Regions from separate parts of the Homo sapiens genome. Here region 2 is linked to region 1. The links are chromatin loops, found by intact Hi-C in ENCODE. Cell type or tissue: CD14-positive monocyte. All regions are shown on one strand. Links, peaks and the distances in the headings refer to the core of each region. The heading gives the core; the rest is flanking DNA.

Region 1 (15,745 bases), core at 4,104-12,103:
ATGCGTGATAACAAGTCTAACTAAAGAAGTACCTGGGATACTAGTTTTGCCAATTCAGCTCTAAAACAATATGGCAATCTTATATTCCAAATATATATATATATATTTGTATTTATAGTAGAGATGGGGTTTCACCATGTTGGCTAGGCTGGTCTTGAACTCCTGACCTCAAATGATCCACTGACCTCAGCCTCCTAAAGTGGAGGAAACATATATATATGTTTTCCTTTTAAAATAGGATGTCAGTCCAATAAGAATCTAAATTTTAGTTCCCTCTAATATATATATCTGACTAGGGACCAGATAATATTTTTCATGTGTCAATATATAAAAGTTGGCCAGGTGCAGTGGCTCATGCCTGTAATCCCAGCACTTTAGGAGGCTGAGGTCAGTGGATCATTTGAGGTCAGGAGTTCAAGACCAGCCTAGCCAACATGGTGAAACCCCATCTCTACTAAAAATACAAAAATTAGCCGGGCATGGTGGCAGGCACCTGTAATCCAGCTATTTGGGAGGCTGAGGCAGGAGAATCACTTGAGCCTGGGAGGCAGAGGTTGCGGTGAGCTGAGATTGCACCACTGCACTCCAGTCTGGGCGACACAGTGAGACCCTGTCTCAAAAGAAAAAATATATATATATATATATTTTTTATTATATTGTTTATTAAACAAATAAAAATAAAAGATATCTCATCAGTTACGATGTAAATGAAAAAATTGTGTGTGTGTGTGTGTGTGTGTGTTATGATGTACTTCTTGTGAGTTGTGGTCAGGCTTTGAAAGCCACTATGTATGTGTGTGTGTGTGTACATAAAAGTAAGTATCAGTCCCAGGATTCAAATTCGAACCAGTCCCAGTCAAATTCAATCTAATTATTTTCACCACACTACCAAAAGTCTTTCTTCACATTTTCTATATAAAGTTGAACTAATTAATACAGCAGTGAATGTTACATTGTATCCTTTTGCAGTTTCTCATCTATGACATTACTATGCCTGAATTCCCCACTGGACTTTGAACTCAGTCTTACTCATCTTTGGATCCCCAGCGTGTAATACAGGCCCTTCATAAAGAGTGACCATTATTACTAACAAAATTTCCTCTCACTGTGAAACCTGCTCCCAATTATAAAATGAATTGTGCTCTTTCGAACTCCGTTGATCTATTGTATGCAGGGTGGATCATAGAGTCTTATTTCATAATAACCTAGTGATGGAAAAATAACAATGATTCAGGAGTAGGTAATGGACCTTGTCATCTTTTACACTGAATGATGAGATTTCCCTAATTTATAGATTTTGTCATGCATGAGATGCCCTCAGGAGCTTGCAGAAATGCCTTGGCACGTTGCTCTGCTGACATGTGTCAGATGGCTGGTGTGGAGGTAGAGGGAGTCTCCTCTGCCAAGCAAGTCTAATGGAATATAACACTGGTGCCATTGAGGATGCAATGAGAAGGACCCACAGCAGATCCAGAGACTGCATTCATAAAAGCTGCACAGTATACCATGTTTTATTAAGGTATAGACAGATTAGTTGTGTTCTAGCATAGTGGTTTTCAAAGCCTGACCACAACTCACAAGAAGTACATAACACACACACACACACACATACACACACACATTTTTTCATTTACATCGTAACTGATGAGATATCTTTTATTTTTATTTGCTTAATTTTTTATTTCTTTTTTTTTTGAGACGAAAGGTGAATTGTAGCCAAAGTACTTTTAGGAAATTTTAAAATTACACATTTTGAAAGCTCTAGGAGGAAGAGAGCATATTCAAGTAAAACCTTTCTTTTATTCAAATAGTAGACTAAAAAATTGACCATAGACTAACTCAGCAATTGCTGCCATATTTCTTAGTGAGGGATTCCTTATGAGCTCCATTGAATGATAAAAGGATACTCTTCCAAATCAGAGCAACAATCGTTTCTTGTGACACTGCATCCTTTTTCCCTTCCTTCACCCTGAATTGCCCCTAGGGTATACCTAGGAGAGGGAGGGCTGGCAACCAGCTGCTGTTGTGAAAGGGATGTCATTCATGGCCTGCCCTATTGGGAGGCCAATCAGGCGGAACAGCCCCTCTCCCCTTATGGTCATTTTATCCTGAAGAAAAAGGGTGGCAAAAAGATGGCAAAAAAGATTGCTGATCACAGATCACTGTTACAAATACAACAATTGGCTGGGCATGGTGGCTCACGCCTGTAATCCCAGCACTTCGGGAGGCCGAGGCGAGTGGATCACGAGGTCAAGAGTTCAAGACCAGCCTGACCAACATGGTGAAAACCCGTCTCTACTAAAAATACAAAAATTAGCCGGGCATAGTGGCGCATGTCTGTAGTCCCAGCTACTCAGGAGGCTGAGGCAGGAAAGTCACTTGAACCCGGAGGTGGAGGTTGAGTGAACCAAGATTGTGCCACTGCCCTCCAGCCTGGGCGACAGAGCAAGATTCCGTCTCCAAAAAAAAAAAAGGAGGGGGTGGCAATGAGACAGGGAACTGCTCTGGGTCCAACTCCCCTCACATAGCCCCAACCCCCATATCCACCCCACAAACCTCCACCTCCCCACTTCCAGCCTCTCCAGTTTCAAAGTGACGCTTACCAACACGCAGGCTCTCCAGGAGCACCTTGAAAGGTAACTTCTTACATCTTTCCAAAACACTTATAATCTAATTGTTCTTTCTCCCCTATATTTTGAAGAAATGCATGCTCTCAAAATTGAAAAAAACGCCTAGAGGAATTTTGTAAAAAAATTATATTTTTCCAGTTTCTCCAAAGGACATATAAACCCTTTTTAAACTTAGATTTTGAAAAGTCCCAATAGCTGATTTTCAATCGATTATTGAAATTGTTTTTTTTTTCTTCCCTAAAGGGGAGATACCAACCTTTGAACAAAATTAAATTAACTTTTCCCCAAAGTTAAATGATTTTACTTTGTGATTTTAGGAATGTGTAGAAAGTGATTTCAGTTCCAACTCTTTTAAAGCAAGGGTATCTGGGCCAGGCGTGGTGGCTCCCTCCTGTAATCCTAGCGCTTTGGGAGGCCAAGGTGGGGCAGATCACCTGTGGTCAGGAGTTCGAGATCAGCCTGGCCAACATAGAGAAACCCCATCTCTACTAAAAACACAAAATTAGCTGGGTATAGTGGTGCGCGCCTGTACTCCCAGCTACTCGGGAGGCTGAGGCAGGAGAATCGCTTGAACCCGGGAGACGGAGGTTGCAATGAGCTGAGATCACGCCACTGCACTCCAGCCTGGGCAACAGAGTGAGTCTCTGTCAAAAAAAAAAAAAAAAACAAACAAGCAAACAAACAAACAAAAACAAGGGTATCTGGTAATTTAAGGTGAAAGTATTATTCACTATTATAATCAATTTTCTTAAAAACAGGAGCTATTAGGCCCAATTCTGAGGAGAGAAAAAAAAGCAGATTTCAAGGGCCCGTGCCACCTTCTTTGTTTAAAGCATAGAGAATGATAATAAAATGTTAAAGGTTCAGCATTTTCTGGCATTGTAAATTTAATTAATTAATTATGTAAATTAATTATGGAAATGAGAAATAAAGTGAAAAGGTATGTCAAGTAAGAATCAATAATTATCAAAACGTTCTCTACCAAATGGGATGCAGGGGAGAAGGGTGAGAAGAAGGGAAGGAAATAAAGGCAAAGGCATTTGCCCACAGCCTCAGTCCAGGGTGTTCTACATGACGCAGCCCCAGAGTAAAAAATACTAGCCACAGGAATGAGTGGCTCTGTCTTCCTCTCCAGAACTGACGGGCAAAAGAGGGGGAACCTCACCTTTTTTTTTTTTTTTTTTTTGGAAACTCACTGGGTTTTGATATGGAGAACAGGAAGAGAATCTACCCTAGCAGCACATTCACAGATGGTTTGTCTGCCCTATTTGCTCCATCTCCCTGGCTCTTCCTAGCACTTCTTTTCCTACTTTCCATTTTCATTGGCCGCAAAAGCCACTTAAATATTCCTTTGGAAAACTGGGCAGTCTGTCCCCTTTTTAAAACCACAACTATTTCCAGGAGAGTTAAAGGGCTTTCGGACTGCCCATCATTCATGCATTGTGGTGAACTAGCTCAGACTGCCTCTACCTTTAGTCCAGATCAGCTGCCTTGGGAGGGCGATTCCTGGAGGAAAGGATGAGGAGAGGAAGGTTTTAGGACATCGTATGGACTGAAGCCCCGTTGGAGGGGAAGGGCAGGCTTGAGGAACAAGCCTCAGTGTTCCTGAGGCTTTGTGGAAATGAGAAATGAATAGAGAAAGATAAGAGACTGGATCCTAAATGCAATTTTGCCTATTTCAAAATTTTCACAGGGTCTTTTTTTTTTTTTTTTTTTGAGACAAGGTCTTGCTCTGTCACCCAGGCTGAAGGGCAGTGGTGTGATCATAGCTTCCTGAAGCTTGCAGCCTCGAACTCCTGAGCTCAAGCGATCATCCTGCTTCAGCCTCCCAAAGCGCTGGGATTACAGGCATGAGCCACCACCCCCAGCCTCAGGGTCTTTTTAATCCCTAAGATCTTAAATTTCCCAGCTACTATTGTTAGTAATGAGTTCAATTTACTTACTGGTTAAATTGGCTTTTATTATTATTATTATTTATTTTATTTTATTTTATTTTATTTGAGACAGAGTCTTGTGCTGTCGCCCAGGCTGTGGTACAGTGGTGCAATCTCAGCTCACTGCAAGCTCTGCCTCCCTGGTTCATGCCATTCTCCTGCCTCAGCCTCCCGAGTAGCTGGGACTACAGGCACCCGCCACCACGCCCAGCTAATTTTTTGTATTTTTAGTAGAGACGGGGTTTCACCATGTTAGCCAGGATGGTCTCGATCTCCTGACCTCATCGTCTGGACTAATACTCTAAACGCTATTGGCAATAGTTTGTTTACAGGAAAAACATCTTCTTATAAAGCTGACTGCAAATGTTTTAATAAATTTGCAAATATGTAATTCTGTTTAAAATATCAGGAAGTGAGAAACATGTTATGTGATAACTCTTTCCCATTCCCGAACCAAGAAAATGTAAAGGCAGTAAGTGTGCCAAGGACACTGAAAGGAAGCTGCCCGTACATCTTTGAATCTTCTCAGGCTGTTTGGTTTCATCTGATTTTAAGCTCCATGGATAAATTTCATTGTAACAATTTTTATGTCTGTAAATCTTAACCCATAAATAAAATCACAAATCAGAAAAGTACTTTATTAGGCCAGTCTTTGTCCAAGCAAATTTGGTCCCAAAGCTAGTTTACAAATAATTGCCACACAGCTACAAGGCCAGTGGGTTGACTATCGTAGCATCAATGGTGTGGGCAGGGCTGCAGCCTCTGGGGCAGCATTAGCCCCAACTGACAGAGGGTATAGGTGCTCTTAACAATCTATGAGACCCCCCACAACCTGGACTCAGCTGTCATAAGCCTTTACTTCTTATGTTCTTCCTAAGTACTTTATCGGGCCAACAAATTCATCCCATGAGGAATCCAAGATGGAAACGTCAAAACTATCTTTGGTATCATGCTTCCTCCCCCTACCTTCTCTGCCTTGATCCCCTCCTTCATTCTACACATTTTCTCTGATAGTCGTGTTCTAGCCACTAGGGAGAACGTTTCAGTCAATGGGTATGATTTCTGCTCACCTCTTTTTGCCATAGCTATTAGTAAGCTCTCACCACTGATGTCTCAGCTGACTGTGACAACTGCCAGCGGCTGGTCAGCCTGCCTGCCTTCATCTAACCTGCTCTTTACTGTCTACCAGAGTCAGCTTCGTAATACACAGGTGCCCTCCTCCTCCTGTCAACATTCCTCAACCAAAGCCTCAGTAAACTGTCTCTCATCTACCTTCCCAGCATTCTTGAGCCATTCCCAGGATAGCCTAGGCCCTTTAGACCTCTGAGATGTTATACCCTTCCTCATTCTGGAATGCCCTTCAGTGTCTTACCCACCTTTCAGAGTTCTATTTATTCTTTTTTTTTTTTTAGATGGAGTCTCACTCTGTCACCCAGGCTGGAGAGCAGTGGCACCATCTTGGCTCACTGCACCCTCTGCCTCCCAGGTTCAAGTGATTCTCCTGCCTCAGCCTCCTGAGTAGCTGGGATTACAGGTGCCCGCCACCATGCCCAGCTAATTTTTGTATTTTTAGTAGAGACGAGGTTTCACCATGTTGGTCAGTCTGGTCTTGAACTCCTGAACTCAGGTGATCCACCCACCTCAGCCTCCCAAAGTGCTGGGATTACAGGTGTGAGCCACCACGACCAGCCTTATTTATTCTTTAGAGTTGAATTCAAATGCCACCTCCTTTGAAAGCCATCCTTGATGTCCTTGTGAGGAATTACTTTCTCTACCACATTATATATTCCTTTTACTGTAGAAACGTCATTCTGCTTTATATTATAAATTATTAGAAATATGTTGTTTCCCCCATGAAAGTTTCAAGTTTCCTGAGTTTAGGCCTGATGATACAATCATTTTCATATGACTCACAGCAATTGCCTTAGTATATATTAAATTGAGCTGAATAAGCCATGTACCCAGTTGAACACACCAAATATTTTAGTGATGTCATTTCTTTATTGGTGAAAGAGCAAGGCCAACGTTGATCTTAATGTTATTCTCTCTTTTATCTTATTCAGCTCCCTCAACAAAAATACATTCTCATAGATTAATGTAATCACCACCTCACTCCTCTCAACTTTAGACCCTATACTAGCCTGAGAAATCCAGATCCAACTTAATGAGTTCTCCTTTATCCCAAGTCCTCATGACCTATAAATGTAACCTCTAGGACAATGTTACAAAGAGTGAGATCTTTATACCACCTGCATTCTTGTCACCAAACGTGTAAGTTAAAAATTCAGATTCTGAGTGTGGTGACTCACGCCTGTAATCCCAGCACTTTGGGAGGCTGAGCCAGGTGGGTCACCTGAGGTCAGGAGTTCGAGACCAGCCTGGGCAACATGGTGAAACCCTGTCTCTACTAGAAATACAAAAATTAGCCAGGCATGGTGACAGGCACCTGTAATCCCAGCTACTCTAGAGGCTAAGGCAGGAGAATCACTTGAACCTGGGAGGCGGAAGTTGCAGTGAGCTGAGATCACTCCATGGCACTCCAGCTTGGGCAACAAAGTGAGACTCTGTCTCCAAAAAAAAAAAAAAATTTAGATTCCAGGACCCGACCCTACACCTCCCTAATTAGAATCTCAGAGAGTGGGGCCCTGGGAATCTGCATAATTCATAACCTTCTCAGAGCTCTGGTACACAAGAAACCATGAGAATCTTTGTTCTGGAAACTTCAGAGAACTTGGCTGAGGGCCACCCCAGGATTTGGTGGCGTCCCTGAATCTCCCATTAGCTCTGACACTGACTAGACTTCAAATATCACAGAAGGCAAGCATTGAAGTGTGTTTATATTCAAATAGTTTTCTTGTTGAGAATCAGAAATATTAATAAAACTTTTGGGAGTCAAAGTAATGAGAAGACAAGGAACTGAACTTGCCCCCTGATCTGTTATCATTTGGCAGTAAGGTACATATTCAACAATAGGATAATTCTGTATAAGACCTGAATCTGACCTTCTTTCATCTTTCACACTGACAATTCTGTCTCTAAACACAGGATTAAATGAGGAACTAAAATTCACCAAGATCCTGCTAGGTGTCAGGTACAGTGCTAGCTGCTTCCACACATTTCTCATTTAATCAGCCACCTGTGAAATTGCTATGATTTATCACCATTTGGCAGAAAAGGACATTTAGGGCACAAGAGATTAAATAAGCTGCTGGTTGGGTACATTAAGTATTAATAAATAATCAGATAGATAAGTTAGGTAGTTAAGTAAGCTGCCAGATTAGTAAACAGCTAGTTTCAAATCCCAGCTCCAACATTTACTAGTTGTATGACCCTTGGGGAAACTCAACCTCTGAGTCTCATGGCACTGCTGATAAAACGGAAAACATCATCCTCACAAGGTTCTGAGGACTAGGGATGGACTCAGGTACACACAGCACCCAGTACAATGTCTGGCCTTCAGCCAGTGATAGCAACCCTTCACTCACCTCTCCATTCCCTTCCAGCCCCTGCATTCAAAAACTTTTATTTATTTATTTTTTTAATTTAGGAGGCTCTTTGCTCAGAATCCTGAAAAGGCTTTTGTTACTTTATTTTTTCTTTTTTTTCATCTTCTGGGAGCACAGAATAGGCTTCTGCTCCTTTAAATAACTTTAACAGGCACCAAAGGAACACTGCTAGCTCTTTCTTAATTCTGTAGGTCCACATTTAGGAAAAAGAAATTGTCAGCCTCTGACTTATTTCCAGCTTACAAAAAGGCTGTGATGTTGGCAGCCCGGGGAAAGCAGTTCCCGTGAGTCATGCTTTCACCTTTCAGCCAGTGAAGAACAGGAAATAGTCACATCACTATTGCCAACAAGCACAGCGAATCGCTTCCACCACCGGGCTTTCCCAGATGACGTCAGTGAGCCAAGTGCAGGGCATCACCCTTGCCAGATGGCCCCGGAAGAGTCTCAGCTGCCCTGTCAAGTTTAGCTTCTCAAGCTCCCCAGAACCAGCATGGCAAGGATCACCCCTCCAGAAAAGGAAATGATTTCTCTGATCATGATCAAACCATGTCATAATTTTAGCTGTAGGTGGTGAGTATCAGTGACTGTATTATAGATGGTTTTGGTTCACAGCTATTTTTTTTCTCGGTATATTTACTCTCAAGGGCAAAGGGGTGGCATTTATCACAATGCTATGATTCACTCTACTAGACTGGCTGGGTTTCATTTCATCTTTGAGTTCTAGACCTAAGGCCAAAAGGATGTCAGAATCGCCACCCAGAGCTAGATGCATGCTCAATGCAACCTGGCCATCTCTCTCGGACAGTGGCCACTAAACACAAGCTGCAATGATTATTGTTGATGTTAGTCAATTGATTTGTCCCCCTTTTAATAATCCATGATCCACACAGACATGAATCTAAACCTTTTTTTTGAACCTATCTTTTTCTTACTAGTTTTCTTACATATTTTGGAATAACAATTTCCCTGGTTATAATACACAATGTGTGAAACACTAATTGCATTTATTGGTCCTAAATTCATTCCCAAGTCTAGGATTTGGGGATTTAGTGCACAAATCCACTTTCTTCCTGCTCATGTTGTTCATGACTTTATGGATTCTGCTTACATTTCCTCCCAAAGCCTTGGTCTTTCTAAGCAGAAATCTGACCAGCCTCTGTTCCTACTCTGCTTCCTCCACCACCTTGACTGTTAACATACACTGTTGTGGGAGAAGCTTTTCATTAAATACGCAAACAAATCAACAATAAGGAAGAAAACAACTGAAGCACAGAAGGATGATTGTAACATGGACTTGTGCTTGTTTAACAGTACCCATACTGTTTGGTGAGTTGCCTAAATACAGAGGGAGATGGCAACTTAACAGGATGGGTTTGGAGTCTGAATTAAATAAACAACATGGCAAAAGAAGGAAGAAACCAAAAGTTGGGTGACTAGGGCTTCTTGGATTCTACTCAACACTTTCCACACCTACAGGCCTCTGATTCTATCCCCACCGCTGCTCCTACACTGTCTATGTTTCTCTTTTACAACAACAACAAAAAAATAGCACTTGTTTACTGTTCACAATTATTGAAATAAATCACTCTAATTTGGATTCCTTTATATGAGAACTTCCATATGCTTAAAACTCCCGTAGCATTTTTATAGTGTACAGGTCATAAACATGTTGTCTGAAGATGGGCAAAGTAGGTCGTAGAGATAGGAAGTGAGTTCACATCACGGCGTGAGTCAAGGCAGCAGCATATGAGCTCAGGGGCCAAATCTGAGCTGTGATCATGTGACACAGTCCTCACCTTCAGAGATGACATTCTCCCAGAAGTCCAGGGTGCAGAAATGGATAGGCTGATGTTCACTTTTGAAGAGGACCACAATGAAACCCTTTTAATATTACTCAATGATTCCACAGACCTCCTGGGTGTTAAATCAGGTGAATCTATTTTTAAAAATTGCTATTTACTTTTTTAGGTGGCTGATCAGGACAGTATGAAATTTCATACAGTTTCCTAACTTGAGAAAACATGGTGATGCAATTCCTCCAACCAGGAGGGATTTATGGACAGCGGTGGCTACGTCCTAATCTGCCCAGAATACAGGATGACTAAACAAATTGGCAAACGGACGCAGCTTTCTCTCTCTCTAAGAAAAGTCTGCTGAGAACCCTCGTTCCCACTCTGTTTCTGCCTCCAAGAAGAAAAGCCTAAAACTCACTTTCTTCCGGACTCTTTCAAGGTCAGTGGAGTTCCTCTGGGGTTCATATTCAGATACTTTGGGGATTGATGATGGATCATAAATGTTGCTGAAGTTCATTTGAGCCCATGGCCTCTGGTTTCAGAACCATTCAGCCAGTCAAATATTTAAATTTTAGTGAGGCAGGGGAAAGGGAACCCCTTCGGGGGCTGCTATACAGCAACTTATATTCACAATTCACAATTAAATACACTTCAGTTTCTAAATATATGTTACTTTAAAATTATACAGTGCTTAGCAATTTTCAAATTTTCATTTTGTGCTCAAAATATTTTCAGGAGGTAGCTGTTGTTATACCCATTTGTACAAGCAAGAAACTGAGGTTTCAAGAGGTTATGTTGCTTAAACCCAGATCTGCCTGATTCCAAACCTTATGCTTTTTTTAAACTTCTATTTTGAAATAATTATATTAAGTCACATGAGGTTGCAAAGAAATGGAAAGTCTCATGTCCCCTTTCTCCAAACCTCATCCAATGTTAACATCTAAGAAATTGACACTGGCACAATCCACAGAGCCTATTCAGGGTTCACCAGTTATTCACGCACTTGTGTGTGTGCATGTGTGTGTGCAGCTCTGTGCAATTTTGTCATGCTCTTTTTTTTTTTTTTTTTTGAGACATAGTTTCGCTCTGTTGCCCAGGCTGGAGTACAGTGGCACAGTCTCTGCTCACTGTAACCTCCAACTTCCAGTTTCAAGCAATTTTCCTGCCTCAGCCTCCTGAGTAGCTGGGATTACAGGCATCTGCCACCACGCCCATCTAATTTTTGTATTTTTAGTAGAGACAAGGTTTCACCATGCTAGCCAGACTGGTCTCAAACTCCTGACCTCGTGATCTTCCCACCTCGGCCTCCCAAAGTGCTGGGATTACAGGCGTGAACCACCGCGCCCGGCCTGTCATGCTCTTTTTATACATGAACCATACACTGTTCTGCCAATTTTAAATATGAAGGCAGATTACAGAAATAAATAAAATGATTTTTCTTTTACTACAACAGTATCTACCAATAATCACATACATGACCAAATAGCTTTCACTTCTAGCTGCCGTTAAGAAGAAAGAAAAGGATGAAAAGAAAAAAAATCCTATAAACCCCAGTTCTTGAAAGCATTAGTCTGTGCTATGTGCCTTAGGTACAGATTAAGGAAACACAATTTGTTGATTTATTGATAATTGTGACAGCAATCTTCCCTCTTGTCAGGAAGTTCTATAAGTAAAATAAAGGTAATTTTACCTTGACTTCAAATTTAGTCTCATCATCTTCCTTTCCCCGGGAGTTCAACTCTGTCTCCGTATAAGGTTCCTCAGACGTTCTCAGAGGACGAGCTAGAGGGACTAAGAGAACCTGCCATTAGTGTGGTTATTTAACTTATAAACTATAACTCAGTGCACTTTGTCTGATTTGGACAAATAGCTGGACCACGTCAATGTGGCTAACTATAAAAGCTCACTTGAGCTGCTGCGTTGATTTCCTAGGGCTGGATGAAATTGGAGGTGAAGGAGAGACACAGAGGAGAAATAGAATCCTTGACTCCAGGGACTTGACATTTCAGCAGAAGAGAAAAAAGTCACACCCAGCACCATATGAAACATTAAACTACAACAAATCTGTACATATAGCAATGTGGTAAAGAATAGTAGATTTTCTGTCATTCCCATTTTTAAGGCCCAGCTAAAAGGTCACTTTTGGCTGGGTTTGGTGGCTCACACCTGTAATCCCAGCACTTTGGGAGGCTGAGGCGGGCAGATCACCTGAGGTCAGGAGTTCGAGACCAGCCCGGCCAACATGGTGAAATCCCGTCTCTATTAAAAATACAAAAATTATCCGGGAACAGTGGCAAGTGCCTGTAATCCTAGTTACTCGGGAGGCTGAGGCAGGAGAATCACTTGAACCTGGGAGGCGGAGGTTGCGGTGAGCTGAGATTGCGCCACTGCACTCCAGCCTGGGCAACAGAGCTAGACTCCATCTCAAACAAACAAACAGACAAACAAACAAAAAGGCCACTTTCCTCATGAAGTCTTCCATATTACAAACTTTATGGATTCTTTTATGCACTGCTGCTTTGGCATGCATCATGTGTACAGCATAATGTTGCACTTGATGTTGTTCTTGGATTCAAAGACTAAATTCTAGGTACTACATTGTATTGAATATATTTTCCATTATAAAGGTAATTAATTTTTGCTTATTACAGAAAATCTGAAAAACACTAAACTCTTAACGCTGAAGCACAATCACTTAGTATATTTCCTTACAGTCTTCTTTCAAATGCTCTCCCTCTTTTTACACACATACATGTACACACACAATCATACTATGATTGTATTGTAAGAGGATGGCCATGCCTGCTGCTCTTGCTCTTTTCTCTTGGCCACTCTATCTCCCTTCTCCCCACCTGGGAAATATCCTTTCTTCAAGCTCCATGGCCATTTGGTAGTAAAATTGGGACTTGAGAGGAGAAGGCCTCAAGGCTTCCTAACCCACCTTACCAGCTTTGCCAAGCATTGTGGGTGATGGCCACAAGGCTAATAGATAAGAGGTACTTTGAATTCTTATTTGTCACAGTCACCACCCTTGCATATGCTGGTCCCTTGGGAAACTCACAGGAGACATGATTAATCCCAGGCAGGATTTGAGCATTTCTTTCTTTCTTTCTTTTTTTTTTTGAGACAGAGTCTCGCTCTGTCGCCAGGCTGGAGTGCAGTGGTGTGATCTCAGCTCACTGCAACCTCCGCCTCCCAGGTTCAAGCGATTCTTCTGCCTCAGCCTCCCAAGTAGCTGGGACTACAGGCGCGCACCACCATACGCAGCTAATTTTTGTATTTTTAGTAGCGACGGAGTTTTACCACGTTGGACAGGATGGTCTTACTCTCTTGACCTCATGATCTGCCTGCCTCGGCCTCCCAAAGTGCTGGGATTACAGGCGTGAGCCACTGTGCCCAGCCAATTTTAGCATTTGTAGGTCCCAAGACCAAAATGCCATTCATTGAATGCCACCAATATATCACCCTGATTCTTAGCTATGGTAGACTTGATGGAGGTTGACCATCTGATCTCCAGAGGCCCCTTCCAACCCTTCCATTCTGTGAGCCAACTGGAAGCAGCTTGGGCTTTCTATGGGTTTTTCATAGATGTTATGTTGAAAATCGCAGAAAATTACACTGCTACCCCAGGTTATACATATTACCATTAATGCTGCTTTGTAATAACAGACAATCCTTTGGGCTCCTCCCTCTCTGTGGGATCTCTATAAAGTGAGTGATTCCAGGCACAATAACTAGATGCTAGAAATGCATGCACTATAATTTGTGACACCATGACTGAGAAGCGCCTGTCCTTGACACTGTAAGTAGAGTGAAGCAGTGAAAGGCGGGGCCACAGAAGCCACACTGCCAGTGTTCAAACCTTGCTCTTCCATGCACGAGACAAACATGATTACAGTCACCTCTGTACCTTACCTTTTTCATCTGTAAAGTAGGGAAAAATGAGAAATCCTACAGTAAAGGGCTGTGATAAGGCTTTAATGAGTTCATTTGTGAAGAATGTAGATCATATACAATGCATAACACATTTTAGCTATTATTGCCACATGGCACTAAAAAGTTTTTTCACGTTCCTTATGAACTTCAGAGGTGTTAGAAGTTGTAGCCAAGGCATCCAGCTAACAAGAGTCAGAGCTGAAATTCCAGCTCTTAAGCCCCTCCACACATCTTCTTTATACTGTGAAATACAATTGCTTATCTTGGCACAGACTCAGTTACTAAGGAATCAGACAAAAATGTTTGAAAATCCTTTTAGTGACTTGCTGGAGTCCACACTCAGTAGATACTTACCAAAAACAAAAGTGCAGGATTGTTCTGCAAAACGAGCTAGTTGTTTGACTTAGGTCAATGACAACCTGTTCAGACTTGACAAAGACCTATTTATTCTGGGAAGGAGTGTTATCTATTATGAAATCTTGTATTTGAAAAGCTGAGAAACAACCCTGTAATTCCTGCTTTATTTACTTGAAACAAACATATGTACCTGGAAACAACGAATGAGGCCAAGTCATAGATGTGAACATAGTTTAGCTTGAGGACAGACGAAAGGTCAAGAGAACCAAGTTCTGTTTCCAATCATCTAAGAAGGATGTCTCTGTGTATGTTTGGGTATGTCTGTGGTATGTGTGTGCAAGTGTGTGAGAGTGTATGTGTGTGGATGTGTGTGTGTGTGTTTGCAGATAAAAATTCAGGAAAGAAATACACTAAATGTTATCAAGGCTTACTTCTAAAAAGTAGGATACATGGTGGAAGACAAGGGATCGTAAATTGTACTAAATGGAGAATTACCAAAACACCCCACAATTTTCATATAAACAAAAACTGAAAGAATTTATTGCTAACAGGCCAGGCATGGTGGCTCACAACTGTAATTCCAGCTCTTAGGGAGGCAGAGGCAGGAGGATAGCTTGAGCCCAGGAGTTCGAAACCTGCCTGGACAATATAGCAAGACCCCGTTCTCCACAAAAAGGAAAAAATAAAGACAAGAAAAGAATTTGTTGCTAGTAGACTCCCCAACAATAAATACTAACAGAAGCTCTTTATTCCGAAGAGAAATGACACAAGATAGTAATTCAAATCTATAATAAGGAATGAAGAACCCCAGAAATGGTGAATAAGGGGGTATGTACACACACACACACACACACACACACACACACATGCACACACACACGTATGTATTTCTCTTAATTTGATACATGACTATTTAAAGCAAAAATTATAATACCATAGTGGGGGATTAACATATATAGATGTGATATTTATGATAAGAATAGCACAGAGGATGGATGGGGAGCATATGGAAGTATGACATTGTAGTATGTAGTATGATTTCCTATATTTTGCATAGAATGGTATGAAACTAATTCAATAGATCATGACAAGTTAAGGATGCATATGGTAATCCCCAGTCTGGTGAAAAACAGTACAAAGAGATATGATAACAAGCCAATAGAGGAATTAAAACAAAATATTAAAAAATATTTACTAACCCAAAGGAAGGCAGGAAAGGAGGAAAAGAGGAATAAAAAGCACATGAGACATGTAGGATAACAAAACAGGAACTCTAAATCCAACTATATCAATAATGATGATGGATGTAAACATAAAAATCTAATCACTCCAATTACAAGGCAGAGGTCACAGTGTATAAAAAGGCAAGACCCAACTATATGCTGCCTACAACAAATATACTTTAAATACAAAGACAGAAGAATAGAAAACAAAAAAAATATGTTCTGCAAACACTAAGCATGAGAAAACTGGAATGGCTGTGACAATATCGCACAAGATAGACTTTAAGAGTATTTCTAGAGGTAAGGAGGGAAGGAGAGACATTTCATAATTATAAAAGAGCTAATATATCTGAAAGACATAAAAAC
Region 2 (15,745 bases), core at 4,216-12,215, 74 kb before region 1:
GCACCTGTAATCCCAGCTACTCGGGAGGCTGAGGCAGAAGAATTGCTTGAACCCAGGAGGCGGAGGTTGCAGTGAGCTGAGATCATGCCATTGCACTCCAGCCTGGGCTACAGAGCAAGACTCTGTCTCAAAAAAGAAAAAAAAAGAAAAAAGAAAAAACTGTTCCTGAGGAAGCCAAGATACTGACTTTACTAGACCAATACTTTAACTATTTTTACATGTTCAAAAAGTTAAAGGAAATCATATATAAAGACTAAAGGAAAGCACAAGAACAAATCCTCATTAAATAGAAAATATAAAGATTTGTTTTAAAGGACGAAACAGAAATTCTAGATTTCAAAAGTATAATAATTGAATGAGAAATTCACTAGAGTGGCTGGCTCAATAGCAGATCTGAGCAGGCAGAAGAAAGAATTAGAGAACTCAGAAATAGGTCAATTGAATCTATCCAGTCTGAGGAAGAGAAAGAAAGAGGAATGAAGGAAAAATGAATAGAGCCTCAGAGACTGTGAGATACCTTCAAGCACGCTAATGACGCATAATGGCAGTCTCAGAAGGAGAGAGGGATAAATGGGCTAAAATAATATTTAAAGAAGCAATGGCTGAACATTTCCCAAATCTGATGAAAACATTAATCTATACCTTCAAGAAAGTCTATAAACTCCAAGAAATATAAATTCAAAGAGATCAAGATCCACACCTAGAGATAACATAATCAAACTGTCAACAAAGACAATGAAATTATCTTGAAAGCAGCAAGCACATAGAAGGACTCTTCAATAAGATTAACAGCTGATTTCTATCAGAAATCACAGAGTTGAGAAGGCAATGGGATGACATATTCAAAGTGCTTAAAGAAAAAGAGGGTCAACAAGGAATTCTATACCTAAAGCCAATTTATCTTCAACAAAGATGCCAAGACCATTCAAAGTGGGGAAAGAATAGTCTTTTCAATCAATGGTTCTAGGACAATGGATATCCACATGTAAAAAAAGGAACTTGGGCCCCTAATTCACATCATATACAAAAATTAACTCGGAATGAGTCAAAGGCTTAACTGTAAGAGTTAAAACTATAAACTCTTTGCAAAGAACACTATCAAGAGAGTAAAAAGACAATGCACAGTATGGGAAAAAATACTTGCAAATAATATATCTGATAAAAGTCCAGTATCCAGAATATATAAATAACTCTTACAATTCAACCATAAAATGACAAGCCAATTAAAAAACATACAAATGAGTTAACTGACATTTCTACAAAGAAGATATACCAATGGCCAATATGCATGTTAAAAGATGCTCAACATCACTAGCCATGAGGGAAATGTAAATCAAAATCACAATGAGATACTAGTACATGCCCACTAGGATGGCAATGATAATAATAATAATAATAATAATGTTATTATAATGAACAATACAAGTGTTAGTAAGGAAATGGAGAAAATTGAACCCAACTATTATATTGCTGGTGTGAATGTGAAATGGTGGTACTGTTTTGAAAGATGATTTGGAAGTTCCTCAGAAAGTTAACAAAAGTTACCATATGGTCTGGCAATTCTACATATATACACCAAAGAAAACTGGAAATAAAGATTCATACAAAAATCTGTACAAAAATATCTACAGCAGCTTTACTTACAGTATCCAAAAAGGGGAAAAACCCCAAATCTTCATCAACTAATGAATGGATAAACAAAGATGGTATATCCATACAATGGACTGTTACTCAGCCATAAAAAGGTATGAAGTACTGATAGATACTACAACATAAATGAAACTTAAAAAAATACGCAAAGTGAAAGAAGCTAGACAGAAAGGGCCATATATGTGATGTGTAGAGAAAACATCCAATAGAGACAGGAAATACATTAGTGATTGCCAGGGGCTGGGTAAAGGTGAGAGATGGAGAATGATTGCTAATTGGTACAGAATTTTTTTGTTGGGAGAGTTATGAAAATATTTTGGAAGTATAATTAGAATTAGGCTGTTAAATACTTTAAAACAAAAAACAGCTGGGCGCAGTGGCTCACACCTGTAATCCCAGCACTTTGGGAGGCCGAGGCAGGCAGATCATAAGGTCAGGAGATCAAGACCATCCTGCCCAACATGGTGACACCCTGTCTCTACTACAAACACACAAATTAGCCAGGCGTGTTGGCGCGCCTGTAGTCCCAGCTATTCGGGAGGCTGAGGCAGGAGAATCACTTGAACCTGGGAGGCAGAGGTTGCAGTGAGCCCAGATGGTGCCACTGCACTCCAGCCTGGGCGACAAGAGCAAAAACTCCATCTCAAAACAAAACAAAACAAAAAACAAAAGTAAGAAGTAAAAAAATAGAATTAGACTGGGGATGGTTATTGAGCCTTGTGAATAATCTAAAACCCACTGAATTGTATATTTTAGACAGTGAATTTGATGGCATGTTAATTATATCTTGATGTTTTAAAAAAAGTAGTACAGTGTCTGAAAGGTAGCATTGGCCATTTGAATCTCTGTTAACATTTTCTTGGGTGGCCATCAGATTTTTGATTAAAGGTGACCTTGGCAATTAAGTGGTGGGGGGAACACAACCAAAAGGGACAAACCAACACAACCACACACAATCACACAACCCCTCCACCTCCACCACAGTGGAAATCAAGCATAGGTGCTTCCAGGGACTGTGAAAATGTGGCCACAGTTGTTTTCCCAGCAAACCATTTTCTTTCACAATATCCCCAATTTGCACATCCCCCACTGAGCTGAAATCAGTATAACTCGACAGACGAAAGTCAGCAGGGGTAACCTACCTTTGATATTATTTTGTTGTTCCATCAATAATTTACTTATTTCTGAAAACCAACAGTCTCTGATTTCTTTTGAAGCTGCCTGCAATCACACATAAGAAAACACTATAAGACTACCATGAGTATTAATTGCAGAGTTTTTATTCTCCCAGTGACCGTTAGACTAATGAGATAGAAAACACTTGTCAAGTCATGGGAACACAATAAGGAAAGAGTAGAGGAGACCCATGGGGAAGGCATGAGCGTTACCTGCAGGATGTATTTCTCAAGTCCATTTCGACTGGCAATCTCAAACTTTCTATGGCTCCCCCTTCCAAGCTGGCGAATTGAAAGTGTCATCAGCTATTATAAAGAGGGAAGAGAAATGTTCTATACCATCGTTTTCTGATTTTAAAATAGTCCCTGTCAATCACTCTAATCCTTTCTATCCTTGACAGCTCTCTTCTTTCATCTTCCTTTCAAGTTTTTGCTTTCCTCTCTTAATGACTCCAAGACAGCATAAAACACAATCTGGTACAGTGTCTTCTGTCTCATCTGTTTCAGAAGGTAACACAGACTGTTAACTTTCTACTGTATCTTTATGCAGGAGGCGCTGCAGCCCTCAACCTTTCAGTGAAGAGATCATTTCTCCTTCAACGTGTATTTTACAACTTTCTACGTAATAGTAACTGAATAAGGATCTATTCAGAAACATAAATAACAAGGCCAGGTATGGTGGCTCATGCCTCTGTAATCAGTCCTGTAATTCCAGCACTTTGGGAGGCCTAGGTGGGCGGATCACCTGAGGTCAGGAGTTCGAGACCAGCCTGACCAACATGGTGAAACCCTGTCTCTACTAAAAATACAAAATTAGCTGGGCATGCTGGTGCGTGCCTGTAATCCCAGCTACCTGGGAGGCTGAGGCAGAATTGCTTGAACCCGGGAGGTGGAGGTTGCAGTTAGCCAAGATCATGCCATTGCACTCCAGCCTGGGCAACAAGAGCAAAACTCTGTCGAAAGAAAAGAAAGAAAGAAAGACAAGAAAGAAAGACAGAAAGAAAGAAAGGAAGGAAGGAAGGAAGGAAGGAAGGAAGGAAGGAAGGAAGGAAGGAAGGAAGGAAGGGAGGGAGGGAGGGAGGAAGGAAGGGAGGGAGGAAGGAAGGAAGGAAGGGGAGAAAGAAAACAAAGGCTACTATGAACAAATTAACAGCTTTAATCACAACAGCATAAATATATATGGGTGTGGCTCCTGTATGTGGGTGTGTGTGTTTCATAGCCTGAGAGCTAACTGGCTATGAAACAGTTTCTAAACAGGTGAGAAAACAATGCTTGGTGTGGGCCTGGGTGCCTTAGACCCCAAGGTCAGGACAATGCCTGCACTTAGACACAAAGATACACCGTTGAGAAGGACAAGTCTAAGATGAAATCCAGCCCATGTTCTCATCACTAAGTCTTTCAACTCTCTTTTACCTCTTTGCCTGGAAGAAAGAGGGTACTTTTACTAATTAGTTTGTCCAGACTGGCTGCCATATAGTCTTTTTTCTCTAGTACAAAGGCACTCCTATGCCAGCCCTGGCCCATAAGCTCTGACCCTGGAGTCAGACAGACCCGGCTATGGATTCTAGCCCTGTGGTGTGGTATTTGGCAAGTTAACTTCACCTCTCTACACTGCAGCTTCCTCATCTGTAAAATAAGGAAAACGATCTCTCTCTTTTCTGCATAGGGCGACTCCCAGATGCAATAGGACTCCCTTTACCTTCATGGTCTTCTTGAAGCTGTAATGAGGAGATAATCCCTGGTCCCCAGGCTCCATTCGTATCTTACAGAACACTATTCCCCTTTCAAATAGGTAGATTTGCCTCTGGCTGGGTTTAAATCGAATCAAATCCTTCATTTTATAACGATCCTTGTGAATTGTCCAGACGCTGAAAGGGCCGTGCAGCAACAGCTTGCCTAGTTTTCCAATATCGTCCTTTTGGAAACACACATACAGGAAAAGAAGCTGTAAAATTACTTGACAGAGAAAGAAGCCTTTGTGGCCTGTTTTCAAATTTTATAAAGCATGCTTCTTTGAGGTTTACAATTCTAAAAGTGCTATTCAGGCTGGTCTGTCACTAAATCAAAACGACAATTTTTTGAGCTTCACTGAGCGTGGTGCCATTTAGTTATATAAGGAAATCAATTCAGCTATGAAAGGTAATGCTATACATAAAGAATGTTAGAAATGCTTGAGCTAGAGATACGGGGACTGTGATATTTTTGACTCAATTTTAACTAGCAGAATTCAATTTCCTCTGTGCTATGTTTGATACATGACAGTCTCCTTCAAAGGGACAAGAAATTAACATTTCAATTATGTCCAGTAGAGATAGAATTTTGGCTGCATTGCGGACCCATGAGCATCTGTGTGTTCCATCTGCATCCTAACTTCTGCTTCAGGTATATGAGGACCTGAGAAAATGAAGCTTGTTCTGAAAAGAGAAAGTTTACTGTGATCTAATCTTCACAACATTGTAATGGAAATAGTAACTGCATTCAACTCTGAGTTTTTCAGAGTGAGTCAACAGTGCCAAGATAATACCAAATGACAGATTTTTAAGAAGTCTGTTTGACTCTAGGCATAAACTGTGATGCCCCTGTCTCCACCAGCAAGGCTGCCTTTGTCATATGTCTGGTTGAAAGTCCAAATGAGATGACCCTGCCTTCTCTGAGCTCTCTTCAAAAGACAGTGGACCAAGATGAGCTGGGAGCGAGGCATTTTATCTGGTATTTTTCAAAACTTCGATTGCTTAAAGCAGATAAGAATTCATTTCCCTGAATAAAAACACCAAAAGGAACAAATTATTTGAAGGGGACCAAGACAAAGAAATCTCCCTAAGTGACCTCTAGCTGAGATCAATCCCTATGATTTCTGAGTTAATACTGGAAATATGTACTTCATTCATAATTGATTGGGCATTTTTATAATTTATTGTTTATATGTTGGGCAAACTCTAGGTATCTTTTTTAAAAAGGAATTGACTTTACTTCTGAAACATTAAAAGAAAAACTTCAAGAGCAATAAACTCTAGTCATTTCTATGGTGTCTATGGCGTTATTTCCTATGTTAATTTTCTATTTTCTTCTTTGGAAAATTTACATATGTAGACTGTGGTGAATAAAACCCTCAAACTCCCAGCCACGAGGCCTTCTTTCCTAAAAGCCAATGCTCCTGTTCTGTGTTAACAGTTCACCACATTCCAAAACAGAAGGGTGGATAGGTCCATGAGGACCCTGGAGAATTTTTTCACTCTATCTGCATCCATCAAGGACCCACTCAAATGTAATCACTACAGACCTTAGTGACTGCTTTTTCCTTTAAATCCATTCAATTCATAATCAATATCGACATAAATAGTGCAGGAAATATGTTTTAGTAAAGGCAACTGGTAGAAGTAGATACTTAATATTTGCCACATAAACAAATGTTATCAGCACAGGTTGAGCATCCATAATTTAAAAAATCTGAAATCCTCCAAAATCTGGAACTTTCTGAGAACCAGTATGACACTGGAGGTGAAAAATTCCATACCTGACCACATGTGATGGGTGGCAGTCAAAACACAGTCAAAATTTTGCTTCACGCACAAAATTATTTTTTATTTTTTATTTTTTTGAGACGGAGTCTTACTCTGTTGCCAAGGCTGCAGTAGAGTGGCACGACCTTGGCTCACCGCAACCTCTGTCTCCTGAGTTCAAGGGACTCTCCTGCCTCATCCTCCCGAGTAGCTTGGATTACAGGCGTGCATTACCATGCCCGGCTAATTTTTGTATTTTTAGTAGAGCCAGGGTTTCAGCATGTTGGCCAGGCTGGTCTCGAACTCCTGACCTCTGGTGATCTGCCCACCTCAGCCTCCCAAAGTGCTGGGATTACAGGCATAAGCCACTGCTCCCGGCCTTCATGCACTAAATTATTTAAAATATGTAAAATTACCTTCAGTCTATGTGTATAAGGTGTCATGAAACATAAATGAATTTCGTGTTTACACTTGGGTTCCATCTGCAACATAACTCAGTACGTATGCAAATACTCCAATCCTCCCCTAAAAAAAAAAAAACTCCAAAACACTTTTGGCCTCAAGCATTTTGGCTAAGGGATATTCAAACTTGTAGTTTCTATCTTACAATGTATTCACTCTCTACCTCATTTTAAACATTCGACGCATCTTACAGAAATATATACAGTATAGACAGATAGAAAATAACCGAGGGAATTAAGGTGAAGAAAAAATAAAGAAGTTGGGAGCTTGGCGCCTGCCTGTAGTCGCAACTACTTGGGAGGCTGAGGCAGGAGGATCACTTGAGTCCAGGAGTTTGAGGCCAGCCTGGGCAACATAGGGAGATCACCATCCCTAAATATAAAGACAATAAATCAGATGAACTGTTCCAGAAGGTGTAGAAGATAAAAGAAAAGATGAAGAGGTTATATGTAAAATGCATATAATAAAGCCATTTAAACTTGATGTAAACTTGGCTCTGACTTTCTAATAGCAATACAGAGGGAAACATGGTGAGTGGTACGATTTATTATGTCTGAAGACATACACAAACCGGTTGTTCAGGAAAAGCACAGCTATTCCTACTAAGACATAAGAAACATTTCTCCCAGTGATATGTTGTCACTGAGCAACATCCTCAACCACGCCCTATGATAGAAAGAGGAACATGTTTTAGGTAAAGCTGCTTGTAAGAACACATTTGGTCAGTGTGGAGGCTCAGCTGTCAAAGTAATTCTAGAAGAGGCTAGGATGATAGGGGAAGGGGGAATAAGTCGAGGTGTACACTCTCTAATGACTTGTGAAGATGGGGTGACGTGAGTTAAGGCATCCACAAGGCTATTGTAGAGGAAACAGCCCCAACCAGAAATGCTGAAGAGGCAGCCTCAGGCAGCAAGGTTTGTGCTTTATTACCTCTGAACTTTCCTCATCACCCCATCCACAGCCATGCTGCTGCACCTTCATAGGCAAGTAATCAGAGGATGTGAATCCAGAGAGGTACCAGCAGCTGACCATAGGGCCCCCAGCATAAAAACAATGTGCCAGGGTTGGGGGTTGGCAATGTGATCTCTCCCTGAACTGAAGAAAACAGGAGGAAGTGGTGACCAGCAGGAGACGGGGCTGTGAGATGCTTTAGGGGAAAGCAGGCAGTGGAATAAACGAGAAGGAAACAGAACTATGAAGAAGGTGAGTCATTAGAAATTATGAGGAAGAGGAAGAAACTGACGGAAGGGAAAAAAACAGTCAGTAGGTGGTAAGAGGGGGGGCGAGCAGGCATGTGGGTGCACTTGACATATACAGGCGGGTCACACAGGTAAGAACCCCGGCTCCCTCCCCAGGCCCAGGCCCCAGAGGTGCTGTGGATCCTGGGTTTGCTCAGTTCCCATCTCCGCGAACTTGGCTTTGCCATCGTGACTTCTTGAGAAGCTGCAGGTCAGCTTTCCAGTAAGCCCATTATTACTGGAAGTGACTCGGGGGGAGTCGCTGGGTCTTTCAAGTCTGGCAGAAACATATGGGCACATATCCTCTGGGTCATGTTGCACAAATGTTCTCAGGACCACACATATGACGGTATTGCCCATCTCCACGCCCAAGGTCCGATCTCCAGCGGGTGAGCACATGCCCTACACGGTGCTGACCAAGGGCAGGCACACACACTGTTCACTGTGCTGTGTGGAGCTGCTCCGCCTCCAACAGGAAGCTGCAGGGACATTCCCTGAGCAGGAGCAAGAATGACCTTTTCCGTCACGTGTACCTTTTCTTTCCAACTAGACTGTAGTTGATCTCAAGGTCGGAGACCACGTTGCACAACCTCTTTCAGATACGTGTTCACCAGTATTTATTTATTTATTGGCATTCCCTAGTATTTATTTATTTATTGGCATTTAGTGGTGCTTGGGAGTAGGGGACAGGAAACAAAATACTCATCACTGTGAGGGAATATTGATTTATCCAAGGAGTTCATTCAGCGACGCCCCTGTACTGGGTTGAATAGTGTTCCCCCAAAAACTCATGTCTATGAGACCCTCAAAATATGATCTTATTCGGAAAGAGGGTCTTTGCAGATACAATTGGTTAAGATGGGGTTGCCCTGGGTTAGGATGGGTCCAAATCCAATGACTGGTATCCTTATAAAAAAAGAAAACAAAGAAATGGAGACGCACGCTGAGGGAACAGCCATGCAAAGGCAGAGGCAGAAATTGGAGTGGCACAGCTGTCAGCCAAGGAACTCCAAGAATTGCCGGCAGTCACCAGAAGCTCAGACGAGGTAAGGAAGGATTCTTCCTGAGAGCCCTCAGAGGGAACGTGGGCCTGCTCTCACCTTGCCTTTGGACGTCTAGCCGTCAAAACTGTGAGGGAATAAATTTCTGTTGTTTTAAGTCACGTACTTTGTGGTTCCTTGCGACATCAGCCCTAGGAAACGAATATACTTCCAACTGTTTTCCACCAGTAACAAAGAAGTGTGGCCATGTCACACGGTGTGTGGAAGAACCTGATGGTTGTGAACTCAGAGATGGAACATAGCGGCTACCTCAAATGAGCGAGCGATAAGTTAGATGGCCTCCTCTGTACAAGAAGTGATAGCAAAATCAATTAGTAAATGCTACCACTTTCACACCTGGGCATTCTGCAGGTAAGAGCCCCGATACAAGGATTTCAAATGTGACTACATTGGCCAAATGAAGAGTCTGGCTGAGAGAGTGAATCTAGGGAAGCTGGCCTCAGCAAGAGCTTCTTTTGGGTGCCCGTGTTTCCATTCCAGGTAGTAAGAGTTAATATGACTGTCACAAACTTACTGCACAAAGAAGCAGGAAACATCTGTATAAATGCGTCCACACAGAGCCTGAGTCCAGAAATGAAAAGCAGAAGCTGTGGGAGCCTGTGATTACAATAGTCAGGGGCAAAGAGGTATCTTCCTTTCCAGCTTGAGCAGGTCCCCATATAACGTACCACTAGGGCTGTTTATTCGGCATCTGTTGGGCGCCAGGCACAGTGCTTGGTGCCTTACCCATCATTTAATTCTCACTTACTCCCGGCAACCGCCTGTAATATAGGTATTGTGGGGGGGTGGGGGGGGTGGGGGGGTGGGGAATGAAGAAGATACTTTGCCTGGGTCACTAGGATTATTTACTTAGCCCTATCTCTGCAGCTAACACTGTGGTAAGGAAAGAGGAAACTGAAATAGAAATAAAATCCTGGCCCTAGCTCACAATGAACTTACAATACAAGTACATCCTTTAGTGGTTTATATAAATTTGTTCCAAAAAGGAAGACTGTTTCATTCAATCTTTACAAGTCAACTTTGGAACTTATCCCTGGCAAGTCAGAATTTAAATGCATCTCTAATATGCATTGGATTTGAAAAAAAAAAAAACTTTTGTTTTTTTTTTGCAAATAGATAGAAGTAAATTATAACTCAGTGTTCCACAAAACAAACTTGTTTGGAAAAGAATTTTAAACTTCTGTGATTAAATTAGACCCAGGACTAATTGAGTACACAGAAAAACAAGAAAATATAAATATCAGAAGGGATTTTTTTCTAGTTGCTTTCTAGTTGTTTAATTGTGATAATTTAATTATCACATTCAATTTCTTTCCTTTATAAAACCAGGTTAATATTAAATTTCAAGCAGAGAAACTAAGAGGTTAAACTGGACTCAGCCATGCATATAGCTGTAATTTATTACAGGTGATCATAAACACCTGTAATAAAACTCTACAAAATGGAGACAAAGAATCTCAGAATCATTTGAGCTGAGTTAGAGGCAGTTGTCAGTCAATTCTAATCAGAAACAGATAAAGAGTGGAATAGCACCCTGATAGGGAATGAACAAGAAATAGTCCAAGGTGACAGCCATGTAATCTTGAGTGAGTTAACTCTTCTTTCCATGGATCTTCTTTTGAATCAGAAGGTTGAAAATTCCAATATCTACTCCTCCATAATTCAACAGGATTATACAAAACTGTCAGGAGAAATTAGCTGATGTATTAGATGTAAAAGTAAGTTAAGTCTTAGTAGAAAAGGTACCAAAAAGCATCTGGCAGAGGCACAATTCTGAGGACACATGGTCAAAAAAGGTCCTTTGCTTTTTGCGTGTAAAATCTCCAAATTCTGTAAGCTGGTTCATCCTATTTGCATGCAAACTGGCTGGGAATGAAATTAGGGCAGAATGTTATTTGCTCATGTTTTAACCATTCTTTTCTCACAGCCTCCTCCTCCTATGTTATTTACACTGTTTCCTGCCCTGTGTATTGTTTCCAGGACATTCATTAGATTCAGGGAAATGAAATTTAATAGGGATGTCTAATACGTAATTCAAGATTTAAAAAGGAACAGAAAGATGCCCTGGATTGACCTAACAAATTGTTCCCTTGACTTTCCTCAGGCGAAGAAAGAAGAATTATTACCAAGAAAATGATCCTTATACACACCCTAACCCTACTCTGCAGTTTATGCATATCCTCTTGAATCATGCATCAGTTGTCATCAGAGACACCTTGGAGTCCCAGGGGACAGTAACAGCATCATGGCTGGGATCACAGCAAACCCCATGGGGCTAAGTTTCTGAGATCCAGGCCCAAGAAATACCAGCGTGGGAAGTAAAAATAACTCATTTTTCGGACCTTAATAACTTTCATGGTTTGATTTATGACAAGGAAAGAAAAGTCATTTCCTCTACCAAGACCTCAATACATGGTATGTTCAAAACCAAATAAAAATGAAAAGAAAAAAAAAGAGAAGGAAAAAGTATAATATAATCACAAGTGACAAAAACGCAGAAGAGGGGGTCACAGAGATGTGATGTAAGAAAAACTTGGCCGGGCACGATGGCTCTCACCTGTAATCCCAGCACTTTGGGAGGCGGAGATGGGTGGATCACGAGGTCAGGAGTTCGAGACCAGCCTGACCAACATGGAGAAGCCCCGTCTCTACTAAAAATACAAAAAAAAAAAAAAATTAGCAAGGTGTGGTGGCAAGTGCCTGTAGTCCCAGCTACTCAGGAGGCTGGGACAGGAGAATCGCTTGAACCTGGCGGGCAGAGGTTGCAGTGAGCTGAGATCATGCCATTACACTCCAGCCTGGGCGACAGAGCAAGACTCTGTCTCAAAAACAAACAAACAAAAAGAAGAAGAACCCAACCTGCCATTGCTGGTTTGTGCTTTATTACCTCTGCTCATAGAAGCCATGAGCCATGGAGCGTGGGTGGCCTTTTTAAGCTGGAAAATTCCAGGAGACAGATGCTAGACTCCAAAAAGGAAAGGAAACACCTTGATTTTAGCCCATGAGACTGTGTTGAACTTCTGACCTTGGAACTTCAAAATAATAATAATAATGAATTTGTGCTGCTCTAAGCCACCAAGCTTATGGTAATTTATTATGACAGTGAAATAAAACAAACACATCTGAATAAAAATCTAGAGTACTTCAAAGTAAAAAACAAAACAAGTCGAATATTAACTATGCTCCAGTCTCAAAGAGATCATACAGTTATAGGGGATGTTTTGCCTGGAATGCCTGGGACCAGCCTGCTCCGGATTAACACTGACGCTGGAGCTCAACTCCCCAGCATTGGCCTCTAACTGCATCTCTTGGGTTTTCTTTAGACTATTTGGATTAATGCATGTACACTATATACTTTTGGGGCCTCTTCTGGGATCTGTGATATAAAATTGGGGCAAGAATATAGGACCTGTTTCCAAAATACTTTTCTTAGAGAAACTCTGAAACAAGAAGACAAATCTTTTACTATTTTAATAGTGCCATGAGTTAGAAAATAAATTGCTCCTCCAGGACTTTTCCTCTGCCCATATATGTTCTGGCCCTTGACTTTCTGGTTTGTCCAGACAGTGGGTCAGTCCCACATTCAGAACCCTGAGGAATAAATCCAAGATTCCTGAAGATGCCAAGGGACAGCTTGGAATCTTGTAGTGCGGGTTTACTGAGCAATTTAGGCGACTGTCCTCAGAGTCCAATTCCTTTACCATAGACGATCTCTCTGACTTTGCCAGAGCATTTCCTCACTGTGTAGTATTGCACCTGCCTTTTGTGTGAGATGCTCTAACACTACTATGGAACATACCGGACATTCAGTCACTGCTGCTAGGTCCACAGCCAACTCACAGGACTTGATCAAATCCTCTATCACTGCCAAAGCTTGTTGTAGTTCAGTTGAGAATGCTGAATCTTTGGTTCTCTTTGGCCCATCCTGTGGAAAACAAATGCCTTGTTGGAAATCAAAAGTATACCATCTGCAAAGTGAAGAAGGAAAACAGGACAGAGATGAGGAGCCAGGGATCCAGCCAACCCTGACTGAGAAGGGTGGATATTGATCTGTCTCCCTGCTCCCAAAGCATGGTGGCTAAAGATGCTTACTGATTTAGGTATACGGCATAGAGACAAGCAAAATCATCTACCTCTGTGCATTGTACTAGTGACGAATGAAGTTCATAAATCATGGAAATTATATTCCTGCTACATAAGAAACATATAGAATTCAGCTATATAGCTGAATTCTATATGTTTCTTATGTGTATATATATTATATAAATATTTATATAGTATATTAAATATTTATATATTAATATATAATTATATGTTTATATATTAATTATATATATTAAATATTTATATATTATATATTATATAAAATATAAGTATATATATTATATATATATATATATATATATATATATTTTTTTTTTTTTTTTTTTTTTTTTTTTTTTTTTTTGAGAGCGAGAGAGAGTTTCACTCTGTCACCCAGGCTGGAGTGCAGAGGCACGATCTCGGCTCGCTGCAACCTCTGCCTCCTGGATTCAAGCAATTCTCCTGTCTCAGCCTCCCGAGTAGCTGGGATTACAGGTGTGCGCCACCATGCCTGGCTAATTTTTGTATTTTTAGTAGAGACGGAGTTTCGCCATGTTGACCAGGCTGTTCTCAAACTCCTAACCTCAGGTGATCCACCCACCTTGGCCTCCTAAAGTGCTGGGATTACAGGCGTAAGCCACTGTGCCTGGCCAGAATTTAGCTTTTTTAAAGCATGGAAAAACCTAGCTCCTTTTAAATAGGCTTCTCTCTCTTTTATACCCCTATTCCCTGGGGCTTACTGAAAAAAAAAATACCATATGGCCGGGCGGGTGGCTCATGCCTGTAATCCCAGCACTTTGGGAGGCTGAGACAGGCAGAGCACTTGAGGTCAGGAGTTTGAGCCCAGCCTGGCTAACATGGTGAAACCCCGTCTCTACTAAAAATACAAAAATTAGCTTAGTGTGGTGGTGGGCGCCTGTAATCCCAGCTACTTGGGAGGTTGAGGCAGGAGAACAGCTTGAACCCAGGAGGCGGAGGTTGCAGTGAGCCCAGATTGTGTCATTGCACTCCAGCCTGGGTAACAAGAGTGAAACCCCGTCTCAAAAAAAAAAAAAAAAAAAAAAAAAAAAGTAGCTGGGTGTGGTGGTGTGTGCCTGTAATCCCAGCTACTCAGGAGGCTGAGGCAGGAGGATTGCTTGAACACGGGAGGTGGAGTTTGCAGTGAGCCAAGATTGCGCCACTGCACTCCAGCCTGGGCAACAAAGTGAGACCTTGTCTCACAAAAAAAGAAAAAAGAAAAAGAAAAAGAATACAATCTGAGTATCATATTCCTATATTTAATGTGGAAGCCTTATTCCTGTGGGAAAAATTATACTTAAAATCATCCCAGAGGAGGACATTTGTAAACTCCTATAGAGACAAAGAACTCCATAGAGGCTGCTAAGTGGAAATTTACTAATGATTTACATGTAAAAGCTATAACATCATATTTCCACACTGAATCTCCCCCAACTCTGTCCTTCCTTCCTCCACTTGTCCCTGGCCCTCCCCACATTGCACCACCATTAAAGATGCCAAAGAGATAAGCCAGCGCTCTGCACCTCCCGAACATAAAGACTCAGCATTCAGCGGAAAAGCAGTAACTAATTAAAGAGACCAATGTTCCAATTACAACCACAGTGACATTTAGGATGTGATTGGGGTGATTGTTTCAGCTCTAAAGGCTTTTGCATGGGCTTGAGGTATTTTATCTCCCTGCTACCTACATGCTGTATTTATCTGTTACCTGGTAAATACACATAAAAAAATTTTGGTTTATTCAATGTATTTTTTTAACATCTCAAGTTCTGCAGTGAAGAACAGCTAGCCCCTTTGCTGCTCCGCATCTGGCCCTGACTCTTTTTGTCCTCTACAGCACAATGTAGTCACAGGGTTTAATATTTTCTTAATCTATGCGGAAGCACTGGGTATTTGCATCTTTGGATGAGAGACATGAGTGACAGGGCTGATGAATGGAATAGATCGTGCTGCTGCCTCTGAAAAACGTATCATGGATTCGTAGCTTCTCATTCATAATAAAGAAGCTTCGCTTCCTGGTAAAAGAAAACAGACTCTCACCTGAATTTATTTTAACAACATCAATAAGGGATTAAGAGTTCTTGGCAGGGCGCAGTGGCTCACGCCTGTAATCCCAGCACTTTGGGAGGCCGAGGGGGGGAGTGGATCACGAGGTCACGAGATCGAGACCAGCCTGACCAACGTGGTGAAACCCCATCTCTACTAAAAACAAAAATTAGCCGGGCGTGGTGGCGGGTGCCTGTAATCCCAGCTACTCAGGAGGCTGAGGCAGGATAATAGCTTGAACCCGGGAGGCGGAGTTGCAGTGAGCCGAAACTGCGCCATTGCACTCCAGTCTGGGTGACAGAGCGAGACTCTGTCTCAAAAAAATAAAAAAATAAGAAATAATTTTTTTTTAAAGTTCTTATACCAGGCATCTTCCTCCTTACCAAACACTGAATGCTCAGTTTCCTTTCAGATCCTCACCTCTTCCCATCCCCCTTCCTTCCGCTAACCCTCCTTCACAAAACACGAGGTGGCTAGGGTTTTGAACTGTATAATGTAGGGTTCAGAAAAAT

The links. A loop is a pair of places that touch in the nucleus more often than their neighbours do. Peaks named below come from ENCODE experiments on the same cell type or tissue, not always from the same donor. Only the 100,000 strongest peaks of a DNase experiment are listed, where the experiment ranks them.
Region 2: it touches region 1 in a loop (7-fold over the local background); 4 of 110 quality-filtered maps call a loop at or near these places.

What each region holds. Positions count from the first base shown.
Region 1 is chr3:183,277,567-183,293,311 of GRCh38, forward strand. MCF2L2 (MCF.2 cell line derived transforming sequence-like 2) reads right to left here. Exons shown (of 30, transcript NM_015078.4): 14 at 11,554-11,654. It overlaps LOC107986160 (a long non-coding RNA gene), which reads left to right and starts at 8,490. Exons shown (of 3, transcript XR_001741040.3): 1 at 8,490-8,640; 2 at 10,039-10,302. RefSeq lists enhancers at 7,759-8,958, 8,446-8,655, 8,666-8,725. In CD14-positive monocyte, for the core only: no CTCF peak of the experiment used is centred there; DNase peaks (open chromatin) are centred at 8,425, 8,765, 9,815 and 10,145; H3K4me3 peaks cover 913 bases; H3K27ac peaks cover 2,027 bases.
Region 2 is chr3:183,203,084-183,218,828 of GRCh38, forward strand. MCF2L2 (MCF.2 cell line derived transforming sequence-like 2) reads right to left here. Exons shown (of 30, transcript NM_015078.4): 22 at 12,886-13,011; 23 at 4,525-4,740; 24 at 3,039-3,131; 25 at 2,793-2,871. Among named protein-coding and RNA genes, the nearest start is that of B3GNT5, 42 kb to the right of the region's middle. In CD14-positive monocyte, for the core only: no CTCF peak of the experiment used is centred there; DNase peaks (open chromatin) are centred at 7,468, 7,968, 8,468, 9,658 and 1 weaker place; H3K4me3 peaks cover 2,751 bases; H3K27ac peaks cover 3,217 bases.